Linked DNA regions of Homo sapiens: region 2 is linked to region 1. The links are chromatin loops, found by intact Hi-C in ENCODE. Cell type or tissue: PC-9. All regions are shown on one strand. Links, peaks and the distances in the headings refer to the core of each region. The heading gives the core; the rest is flanking DNA. Region 1 overlaps HMCN2 (hemicentin 2). Region 2 has its middle 3.8 kb from the start of EXOSC2.

Region 1 (5,366 bases), core at 72-5,071:
CAGGCCTCAGCGTCCTCATCTGTGTCATGCAATGTGGGGACACTGGTTACTTCTCCCCACCCTCCCTCCACTCCAGGAGCTCTCTCGGGACAAGCACGCAGCAGGCCTGGGCAGACGTCCACAGCCCAGGCAGCTCTGAGTGGGGTGGGCCGGGCTCACCCTGAACCTCCACGGAGTACTGCAGGACGGCTTCCCCGGCAGGACTGCTGGCCACACAGCTGTACAGGCCACTGGATGCCTCCCCCGGGCTCTCCAGCCTCAGCACACTCCCGTCTGTCTCCAGCCGCGACTCGTTGCTCTCTGCCACGGGCAGCCCCTCGTGGTGCCAGGAGAGGGTGGGGGACGGGTGGCCTCTGGCCACGCACTCCAGCGCCACAGGCCTCCCAGCCACAGCCTTCACCACGTATGGTCTTCCACCGGCGCCCTCGATGGTAGGTGGGACTGGAAAAGAGGCAGGGGGCGGCTTGGGGACCACAGCTGGACGCTAGCCTGCTCTCATCTCAGCCCAACAGGCCCGCTGAAGCCCCTCACCGACCCCACTCCATGTGAAACACTTCCTTCCCTCACCTCCAGTGGCTGAACCCCTTGCTCAGACCCCGGGGCAGCATTCTCACCCTCCTCAGCCCCTGGGCGCGCCACCCCACCCCTGGGTGCTGACTGTTGCCTCTCCATCCCCGCTGCTACCCCGGCAAGCCCAGCATGAGTGGAAAGACGGCCGGCCTACTTGCATCCCCAGTGCCTATACACAGCAGGTCCAGTGTCTGCTGGACTCAAATAAGACCCCCAGGGCCGGGACAGAGCTCTGCTCCTGGAAGTCCCCTCCCTCCCTGGTCTCAGGAGGCAGAAGACTGGGGCAGACCTGAGCCCAGATGGCTTGGATTGGGGGGCTCCTAACTTAGCCAGCGATGGCCAAGGGGACCAGATGTTAACTATGCTTGGAGCCCATGGTGGCCACGCCAAAGGGGAAATTTCTCTCCTACCCTCAAGGAGACCCTCAAGTTGCTGAGCTGATGAAGCCATTACCAGGGCACAAGGGGCAACCGTGGCCTGGGAGATGCTTCTTAACCTTATTTGGGTGTAAGACGCTTTGAAAATTTAATGAAAACATACACATACACATTTTCTATTTCATTTCCTGGGGGACCTCGGGTCCCAAAATAAGACTCCCTGAGCTAGCGGCGGGGCCATCTTCAGAGGCTGCCGTGGAGCCCATGCAGCTCAGCTGCCCTTTGAGGTTCCAGTACCCAAGCCCTTTGCATCTTTGGAAGCCAGAGCTCCCAAAGTGACTCCCCACGGGGGGCCAGGCTGACCCCTATCAGCTTGCACGCTGCCCTCTCACACTTCACCGGGGCCCTGCTCAGACCCATCCAGAGCCACCGACACCCTTTCCTCTGAGTTCTCCTTCAAAAGTCCCCAGAGCCAAGCCCCTCAGGGCTGAGCTGATGCTGAGGTTCACAGCATGAGGTCTGGAGTCAGATCTGCCCGCGTAAGGACCGGGTTCCACCACCTCCTAGGGGTGTGAACCTGGGGAAACCTCTCTGCTCCAGAGCTTCACTGCGACCATCTGTAACTGGGGACATGAGAGCTCAAGTCCCTTTGCCAGCTGATCAAATGAGCTGATGCTGCAAAGTGCCCCTCTGGTCTAGCTTACAGAAGTGATGAGCTGAGGGCAGTTAATTATTGTGGTGGTCACAGGGTTCTGGGCATGGTTTAGTGAAAAGCCCCACACCATGAGGGGAGACCTGGATTCTACACTTAGCTCCGCCATGGCCTCCTAGACAGGCCCTTCCACTCCTGGCCTCAGTTTCCTTACAGGTATGAGGGAAGTCACATAAGCTGGGAGGACCCTTCTCCCTAGATAATGTCTTGGTCCCATTATCCTTTTGCCTCTGACCACTCCAAGTGGCCACCTAGCCTTCCTTTGGAGACAGGCAGGGGCCACCATGGCTGAGTCCCTCCCACTGCCCACCCCGGCTGCCGTGGCCCCTGGCTGCTCACCATAAACATCCAGCCTGGTGGCCTTCTCTGCGGCCCCCACAGCATTGCTGGCCTTGCAGGTGTAGACGCCGGCATCGGAGCTCTGGGCCCTCCCCAGCTGCAACTGCCGACCGCCCCTAGTGTAGACCACCTTGGTGCTGGTGGGGAGCAGGGCCCCGTCCTTGAACCAGGTGATGTTTGGGGTGGGCACTCCTCGAGCCTCACACAGGAGCTGCACTAGGTGGTCCTCCATGACGGCCACCTCGCCTGTCTCGTTGGAGCCCCAGATAGTGGGGGGCGCTGAGAAGGAAAGAGGTGGGGCTGGTCACAGGCAGCCGCTGAGGCCTCTGGCATCTTCCCCAGGGCAGCAGACTCATGCCTTTGGGCCACAAGACACACCACAGGCTTCCATTGCGGGGGCAGGGAAGGCATGGTGGACAAGGAGGGGAGGGGTCTGGGGACAGATGGGAGAGGCCAGCATGGGGACATGCTGGTGTGGAAGGTGCAGGAGGTGGGGGCGGGGCCACAGGCTTGGATTCTGGGCCCTGCTCTGCTCTAACATACTGGAAGACCAGGGGTGAGCCACTTCCCCTCTCTGGGCCTCAGTCTCCCCATCTGTGAAATGAGAGGCTGGACTAGATGAGGACTTCACACAGGGCTGGTCACTCACCACCGATGCTACCCAGGACAATGCTAGGGGCACATGGGCACAGCATGAAATAACTGCATCTCAGAATGGAATGGTTACGCCCCTCCCAAATCTCCTTCTATCCGGGTTACAGCAAGGAAAGGCTCCGTTTGGTGCTACTATGCATGTCCCTAACCTTTCTAGCACTTTCTACTCTCCGCTTTTTAGCACAGAGAGTGCAGATGCAGGCTGGGTGCCCTCTGCGGAGTCCACGCCTCGAGAATTTACAACATTGCTCTATGGGGTGTGTTTGTTTTTTCAGCTTCCTTAGCCAAGCGAAACTGGTTTTCTGCTTACAGTTTCGATATTAAATATCCTTTATAAGAATAAGGGATATTTAAATAAATGTGTTTCAGTGTAAGGAAGTGTGACTCATTTAAAGAAAAGTAAATCATAATTCCAAGTGGTATCAGAAGTAGTAAATTTGGGCCAGGTACAGTGACTCACGCCTGTAATCCCAGCACTTTGGGAGGCCAAGGCAGGAGGATCACTTGAGGTCAGGAGTTCAAGGCCAGCCTGGCCAACATGGTGAAACCCCACCTCTACTAAAAATACAAAAATGAACTGGGTGTGGTGGTGGGCACCTGTAATCCCAGCTACTCGGGAGGCTGAGGCAAGAGAATCACTTGAATCTGGGAGGGGGAGGTTGCAGTGAGCCAAGATGGTGCCACTGCGCTCCAGCCTAGGCAACAGAGAGAGAATTCATCTCAAAAAAAAAACATAAGTAGTAAATTTTTAGAGCTGGGATGGAAACCACGGATTTGGAAAATGCTGGGCCAGATAACCTCTATCCCCTGACCCTGACCCCAACCCCGACCCCAGCCCCCAGCTTTCTTGGACTCAGGGATCACTCACCAGGTCCCCCATTTCAGCCCTCACTCTCCCTCTAAGGCAGCGGGCAGCTGGGTGGGAAGCTTCCTGAGTAGCCTGTGGCGGGGTCCCAGAAGGCGTGGGGGCTCACCATGAACTCGGAGCTGGAAGTCCCTGGCCTGCTGACCAGCTGGGCTGAAGGCCACGCACTGGTATCGTCCCTCATCCCCCACGTGACTGCCGGTGATCCTGAGAACCTGGCCATCCTCCTGGACCTGCAGGTGAGGGCCTCCCGGAAGGACAGGCCTGGAGAGACGGGCAAGGGAAAAGCGCCAGTAAGGCCGAGGGGCTGGATGGGACACGCTGCACACAGGGAGTGTGTGGCTTGTAAAAAGCGAGGCTGGGCCATTCATTAGCGCCAAGAGGTGGGAGCAATGCAAAGGCCCAGTAAGCGAGGAATGGATCAACAACGTGTGGTCCGTCCATGCCACGGAACATTATTCAGCCACAAAAATGAAGGCAATTCTGACACTTGCCACAGTATGGATGAACCTGGAAAATATGCCGAGTGGAAGAAGCCAGACACAAAAGGCCACACACTCTATGATGCCAGTGATGTGAAGTACCCAGAACAGGCACGTCCATAGAGAAGGAAAGCAGGCTTGTGGTTGCCAGGGGCTGGGGAGAAGGGGACAGCGACTGGCTGCTGATGGGTCCAGGGTGTCCTTTTGGGGTGATGGAATGTCAGGAACTAAATAGAAGTGAAAGTTGCCCCATGCTGCAAATGTACTAAATGCCACTACACTGCACACCTTTTTTTTTCCTTGAGACTGAGTCTTGCTCTATTGCCCAGGCTGGAGTGCAGTAGTACGATGGCTCACTGCAACCTCCACCTCCCGGGCTCAAGTGATTCTCCTGCCTCGGCCTCCCAAGTAGCGGAGACTACAGGAGACTACAGACTACCGCCACCATGCCCGTATATATATATATATATTTTTGTATTTTTAGTAGAGACGAGGTTTCACCGTGTTAGCCAGGATGGTCTCGATCTCCTGACCTCGTGATCTGCCCACCTCAGCCTCCCAAAGTGCTGGGATTACAGGCGTGAGCCACTGCACCTGGCCCACTGTACACTTTAAAATGGCTAATTGTATGTTACGTGGACTTTTTTTTGGACGGAGTCTTGCTCTGTCACCCAGGCTGGAGTGCAGTGGCTTGATCTCAGCTCACTGCAACCTCCACCTCCTAGGTTCAAGTGATTCTCTTGCCTCAGCCTCCCAAGCAGCTGGGATTACAGGCGCCTGCCACCATGCCTGGCTATTTCTTTTTTTTTTTTTTTTGTATTTTTTTGTATTTTTAGCAGAGACAGGGTCTCGCTGTGTTGGGCAGGCTGATAGCTCCTGACCTCAGGTGATCTGGCCGCCTTGGCCTCCCAAAATGCTGGGATTACAGGCGTGAGCCACCACACCCAGCCCATTATGTGAATTTTACTTAGAGAAAAAGTGAGTTTAAAAAAAGAGGCTGGGCACGGTGGCTCATGCCTGTAATCTCAGCACTTTGGGAGGCCAAGGCAGGAGGATTGCTTGAAGCCAGGTGTTCAAGACCAGCCTGGGCAACAAAGCAGGACCCCATCTGTACAAACATTTTTTAAAAAATTAGCCGTTGTTGGTAGCGCACACCTGTGGTCCCAGCTATTTAGGAGGCTGAAGTGGGATGATCTCTTGAGCCCAAGAAGCCCAGGAGTTTGAGGCTGCAGTGAGCTGAGATCGTTCCACTGCACTCTAACCTGAGCAACTGAGCAAGACCCTGTCACCAAAAAAAAAAAAAAAAAAAAAAAAAAGGAAAGGCTAAGAGATGAGAAGACTTTGCTGAGGTAAGAGTGGGGTCTCCC
Region 2 (5,366 bases), core at 222-5,221, 340 kb before region 1:
CCACACTTAAGAAAGCCAGCCCTGCCAGGCAGTCGATGACATGAATGCTAGTGCCCCGAGGCCCTGGGTAAGCGGGCTGCCAGACCCTCGCCCTCTGCCGTGCCTGGAGGAAGGCACTAGAGCCCAGCCCCTCGGTCCAGTCCTGCCGCGGCCATAAGAGGGCGATGGTGTCCTCTGAGCTCGCGTAGCCCGGCAGCCGGGGAGCCAGGCCCAGCGAGCGGCCCTAGGCGGAGCGAGAGTGTAGGCCTGACACCATCCAAGTTCTTCCCGGGAGGGAGAGACGTCGCCTTTACCCCGCGCATTCTCACAGCGTTCACAAGGTTGGCATTGTGGATACCAGTTTATGGAGGAGGAAATCGAGGCCCCAAAAGGAATGGAATTCACATTAGCAGATGGCTGCAAAGCCGATGTGTGTTCCAACTGCACGCGATTTACCCCAGAGCCTGCACCCTTTACCAGAAATAGCCCGAGTGCTTCGGCTGGTCCTTTGCTGAGTGCTTTACAAATACTATGTTATGTATTCCTCACTTTCAGCCCATCTTCGAGATAGGCATTGCTATCCCTGATGATCACTTGGGGCCACCGAGCCCCCCAAACAGACCCGTAACTGGGACTAGAATCCAAAACGACAGGGACTCCCCCTCTCCCATCCCCAGTGCTCCTCTTTCTGCATCATCACACGCACCTTTTTTTATTTTTATTTTTTTCGAGACAGAGTCTTTGTCACCCAGGCTGGAGTACAATGACACGATTATGGCTTACTGCAGCCTCGTCCTCCTGGGCTCAGGTAATCCTACCACCTCAGCCTCTTGAATAGCTTGGACTACAGGCACATGCCACCAGGCTCGGCTAATTTTTTGTATTTGTCTTGTGAAGACAGGGTTTCACCGTGTTGCCCAACCTGATCTCGAACTCCTAAACTCAAGTGATCCGCCCACCTTGGCCTCCCAAAGTGCTGGGATTACAGGCATGAGCCACCAAGCCCGGCCACACTTACCCCTTTACGACCAGTAGACAAGTGGGTACCCGGAGACGAAGCAGCACATCCCAGGGGGCTTGTAAAAAGTATAGATTCCTTAGGCATTGAGGCTGTAAACCCCGAATATCTGAGACAGGTCTCAGTTAATTTAGAAAGTTTATTTCACCAAGATTGAGGATGTGCCTGTGGCACAAGCTCAGGAGGTCCTGACAACCTGTGCCCAAGGTGGTCGGAGCGCAGTTTGGTTTTATACATTTTGGGGAGACATGAGGCATCAATCAACATATGTGAGATGAATATTGGTTCGGTCTGGAAAGGCTGGACAACTCGAAGCTGGGAAGGGGCTTCCTGGTGATAGGTAGATAAGAAACAAATGGTTGAGGCCAGGCGCGGTGGCTCACGCCTGTAATCCCAGCACTTTGGGAGGCCGAGGTGGGCGGATCACGAGGTCAGGAGATCGAGACTACCCTGGCTAACACGGTGAAACCCCGTCTCTACTAAAAATACAAAAAAAAAAAAAAAAAAAAAATTAGCCGGGTATGGTGGCTGGTGCCTGTAGTCCCAGTTACTCGGGAGGCTGAGGCAGGAGAATGGCTTCAACCCGGGACGCGGAGTTTGCAGTGAGCCGAGATCGCACCGCTGTACTCCAGCCTGGGCGACAGAGTGAGACTCCGTCTCAAAAAAAAAAAAAAAAAAAAAGAAAGAAAAAAGAAACAAATGGTTGCATTTTTTGTATTTTTAGTTTCTGATTAGCGTCTCCAAAGGAGGCAATCAGGTATGCATTTATCTCAGTGAGCAGAGGGGTGACTTTGAATAGAACGGGAGGCAGGTTTGCCCTAAGCAGTTCCCAGCTTGACTTACTTTTCCCTTTAGCTTAGTGATTTTGGGGCCCCAAGATTTATTTGCCTTTCACAAGGCTCTGCAAAGGTAAGGTCCAGAAGTCTGTGCGTGTTTTAACTCCCTATGTAATTTCAATGGCGGAAAAGGTCTAAGATTCACTGATGCCACACATCTGTGCATCTCCGCAGCCACTGCCCCAGGCTGATCAACGGCATCTCTTACCAGGGAGATAACCTCCTAGCTTGTCTTCCTAATTCTACTTTTGTCCTTCCTATCATCCAATCTCCGCACAGCAGCCAGAGAGAGCTTTAAAAACAGATTAAATCACTTCTCTGCTTCCAGCACTTCTTGACTCCTGCCTGTCTCTGACCTCACGCTCGTCCTAACCCACTGCGTTACTCACTATGCTGCAGCCGGACTGTTAACGGTGGAGGGTGCCCAGCTTCTCGGCGTCTTGGACAAAACATACAGACAAAACAAGGAAAGAATAAAGCAACAAAAGCAGAGATTTATTGAAAACGAAAGTACACTCTACAGGGCAAGAACAGCTCAAGCAAAGAAACTCAACAGGCTCCTTACAGAAGTTTCTGGGGTTTAAATACCCTCTAAAGGTTTCCCATTGGTTATTTGGTGTACGCCCTGTGTAAATGAAGGAGTGGCCCGTGATCAGTCTGATTGGTTGTGGAAAGTGGCCAATCAGAGGCTGAAGTTAAAAGTTACACCCTACGCCAATGTCTGATTGGCTGTGGAAAGTTATCAATCAGAGGCTGAAGTGAAGTTACAAAGTTATACTCCCATGCAAATGAAGACTTGGCCACCTACCAGCCTGACTGGTAGTGGGAAGGGAGCAATCAGAGGTACTTTCAGTTTTTCATCTGCACACAGAAAAGCTGGGATTGCAAAGGGAGTAGCCTCTGGTCCTTTGGTTACTTGGACGTGGAAAGTTGGGGTTTTCCTTTTGATTTAGTTCTAGAAAGTCAGTGTGAATCAGCCTTATGTTCCCTGCCTCCAGACCCTATTCTCCTGCCTCAAGACTAGCTGGCTTCCCCTCGGTTCCACAGCACCAAGCTTCTCATCACTCCAGGGCCCTTCACTCTGGTCTCTTTCTGCATGAATTCTCTTCTCCCAGGCTTTTGTGTGGCTGGCTCCTTCTCCTCACTCATGGCTTGCTCAAACATCACCTCCTCAGAGAAGACTTCCCTGATCACCTTATCTGGAATAACTTTCCAGTCCTTTTTTTTAATCCCTTGATCCTGTTTTACTTCTTGTCACTGATTTTTCTTTTTCTTTTCTTTTCTTTCTTTTTTGAGAGAGAGACTTGGTCTTGTCACCCAGGCTGGAGTGCAATGGCGCGATCTCAGCTCACTGCAACCTCTGCCTCCTGGGTTAAAGAGATTCTCCTGCCTCAGCCTCCGGAGTAGCTGGGATTACAGGAACCCATCACCACGCCCAGCTAATTTTTGTATTTTTAGGAAATACGGGGTTTCACCATGTTGGCCAGGCTTGTTTCAATCTCCTGACCTGAAGTGATCTGCCCACCTTGGCCTCCCACAGTGCTGGGATTACAGGTGTGAGCCACCATGCCTGGGCTTCAATTTTCTTTCTTTTTTTTTTTTTTTTTGTTCATTGATTGCAGTCTCCCCCCACTAGAACATGCATTGCTGAAAACAGGGACTTTATCTATTCTGTTCATCATATATCAATGCTTAGATCCAGGCCTGGCACACAGGGCAGCCATAAAATATTTGTTGAAAAAAATACAATATATTTACAAAATACAGATTTGCTTGTCTGCTCATCGCCTGTCTTCCCACAGGATATGAGCCCCACCAATACCCAGACTGTCCATTTGGTTCACTGCCCATTTCGTATATATGCTTGATATATAGTAGGCCCTTGTATTAAGCATGCATTTGCTCTTTTTTTTTTTTTTTTTTTTTTTTTTGAGACGGAATCCTGCTCTGTCGCCCAGGCTAGAGTGCAATAGTGTGGTCTCTGCTCACTGCAACCTCTGCCTCCTGGGCTCAAGCGATTCTCCTCTTGAACCTACTGCAGCCTCCTGAGTAGCTGGGATTTTAGGCACCTGCCACCACGCCTGGCTAATTTCTGTATTTTTAGTAGAGACGGGGTTTCACCATGTTGGCCAGGCTGTTCTCGAACTCCTAACCTGGTGATCCACCCGCCTCGGCCTCCCAAAGTGCTGGGATTACAGGTATGAGCCACTGTGCCCAGAGCCTTTGCTTTTCTGTACTCAGATGCTTTGAGATCTTGGGGACTTGCTCTTCCCAGAGGGACTGCCCCAACCAGGGTTAACTGGTTCCTGGAGATAGTGAAGAACTCACCCAGGAGGTCCCTTGCAAATGCATGCCACCCAATCCAGAGCCCACACCCACAAACACCTCCTTTATTAGGCTCTCTTACTCAGGGCCAGTATCCAACTGCCCTGATCATCCCAAGGCCAGACACCAGACAGCTAGGGAAAGCCCTTATATAAACCCCAGCACCTACTGCAGTTATTCAAACCAACCAATCCTAAGGCTGCTTACCTTGCCTCACCCATTCCTTCCCATGGAAACCACAATAAAGGCTCTTGCTCATGTTTACCCCTCCTTCCCTCTGCCTCCTGACCAACCCGGTGCTTTCCTGTGCGGCTCTGCATGGCGCACCCTGCCTCTTGTTTCTAGAACAAAGATTTCCATGTTGGCATACCATGTCAGATTTCAGGACCCTTGAAACAGCTCTCTGCTGGGCGCAGTGGCTCACGTCTGTAATCCCAGCTCTGTAGGAGGCTGGGTGGGTGGATCACTTGAGGTCAGGAGTTCAAGACCAGCCTGGCCAACATGGTGAAACACTATCTCTACTAAAAATACAAAAATTAGCCGGGCATGGTGGCAGGTGCCTGTAATCTCAGCTACTCAAGGGGCTGAGACAGGAGAATTGCTTGAACCTGGGAGGTGGAGGTTGCAGTGAGCCGAGATTGTGCCATTCCACTCAAGCCTGGTTGACAGAGTGAGACTCCATTAAAACAAACAAACAAACAACAACAACAACAACAAATCTCTCAGTAAATCTCTGTTGAATTGATGAATAAACTTTTTCAGCAGGCATTTGCTGGGCACCAGCTATGTGCTGTGGGACCACAGAGCTGGATCATTTGAGGCCCCAGTCATCAAAGTGCTAAGATGTTCAAAGATGGGGAAGGGAGAGGGAGGACAGACAGAAAAGCTTGCCTGACAGAGGAAGCATTTGAATGAGCCTTGAAATGAGGGAACCATGGACCCTGAGGAGTTGGGGTGGGGAACAGGTGAACTCCAGGTGAAAGTAACTGGCAAGGAAATTCTGAAAAACATGAAAACAGAGGCAGCAGGGACTCTCTAGCCCAAAACTCTTGGTTCAATCCTCATCTACCTACTGGGTTCACCTCGTGTTCCATTGAAATAGTAAAATGGTAAAAATAACTGCATAAACCTTTTTTTTTTTTTTTTTTTGAGACAGAGTCTCGCTGGAGTACAATGGTGCGATCTTGGCGCACTGCAACTTCCACTTC

The links. Hi-C counts contacts between places; a loop is a spot of excess contacts. Peaks named below come from ENCODE experiments on the same cell type or tissue, not always from the same donor. Only the 100,000 strongest peaks of a DNase experiment are listed, where the experiment ranks them.
Region 2: it touches region 1 in a loop (15-fold over the local background); 2 of 110 quality-filtered maps call a loop at or near these places.

Annotation. Positions count from the first base shown.
Region 1 is chr9:130,349,838-130,355,203 of GRCh38, reverse strand. HMCN2 (hemicentin 2) reads right to left here. Exons shown (of 98, transcript NM_001291815.2): 30 at 3,627-3,781; 31 at 1,999-2,277; 32 at 160-441. Among named protein-coding and RNA genes, the nearest start is that of HMCN2, 87 kb to the right of the region's middle. In PC-9, for the core only: no CTCF peak of the experiment used is centred there; a DNase peak (open chromatin) is centred at 2,973; H3K4me3 peaks cover 381 bases; H3K27ac peaks cover 1,964 bases.
Region 2 is chr9:130,687,333-130,692,698 of GRCh38, reverse strand. No RefSeq gene overlaps it. Among named protein-coding and RNA genes, the nearest start is that of EXOSC2, 3.8 kb to the left of the region's middle. In PC-9, for the core only: no CTCF peak of the experiment used is centred there; a DNase peak (open chromatin) is centred at 2,538; H3K4me3 peaks cover 1,631 bases; H3K27ac peaks cover 872 bases.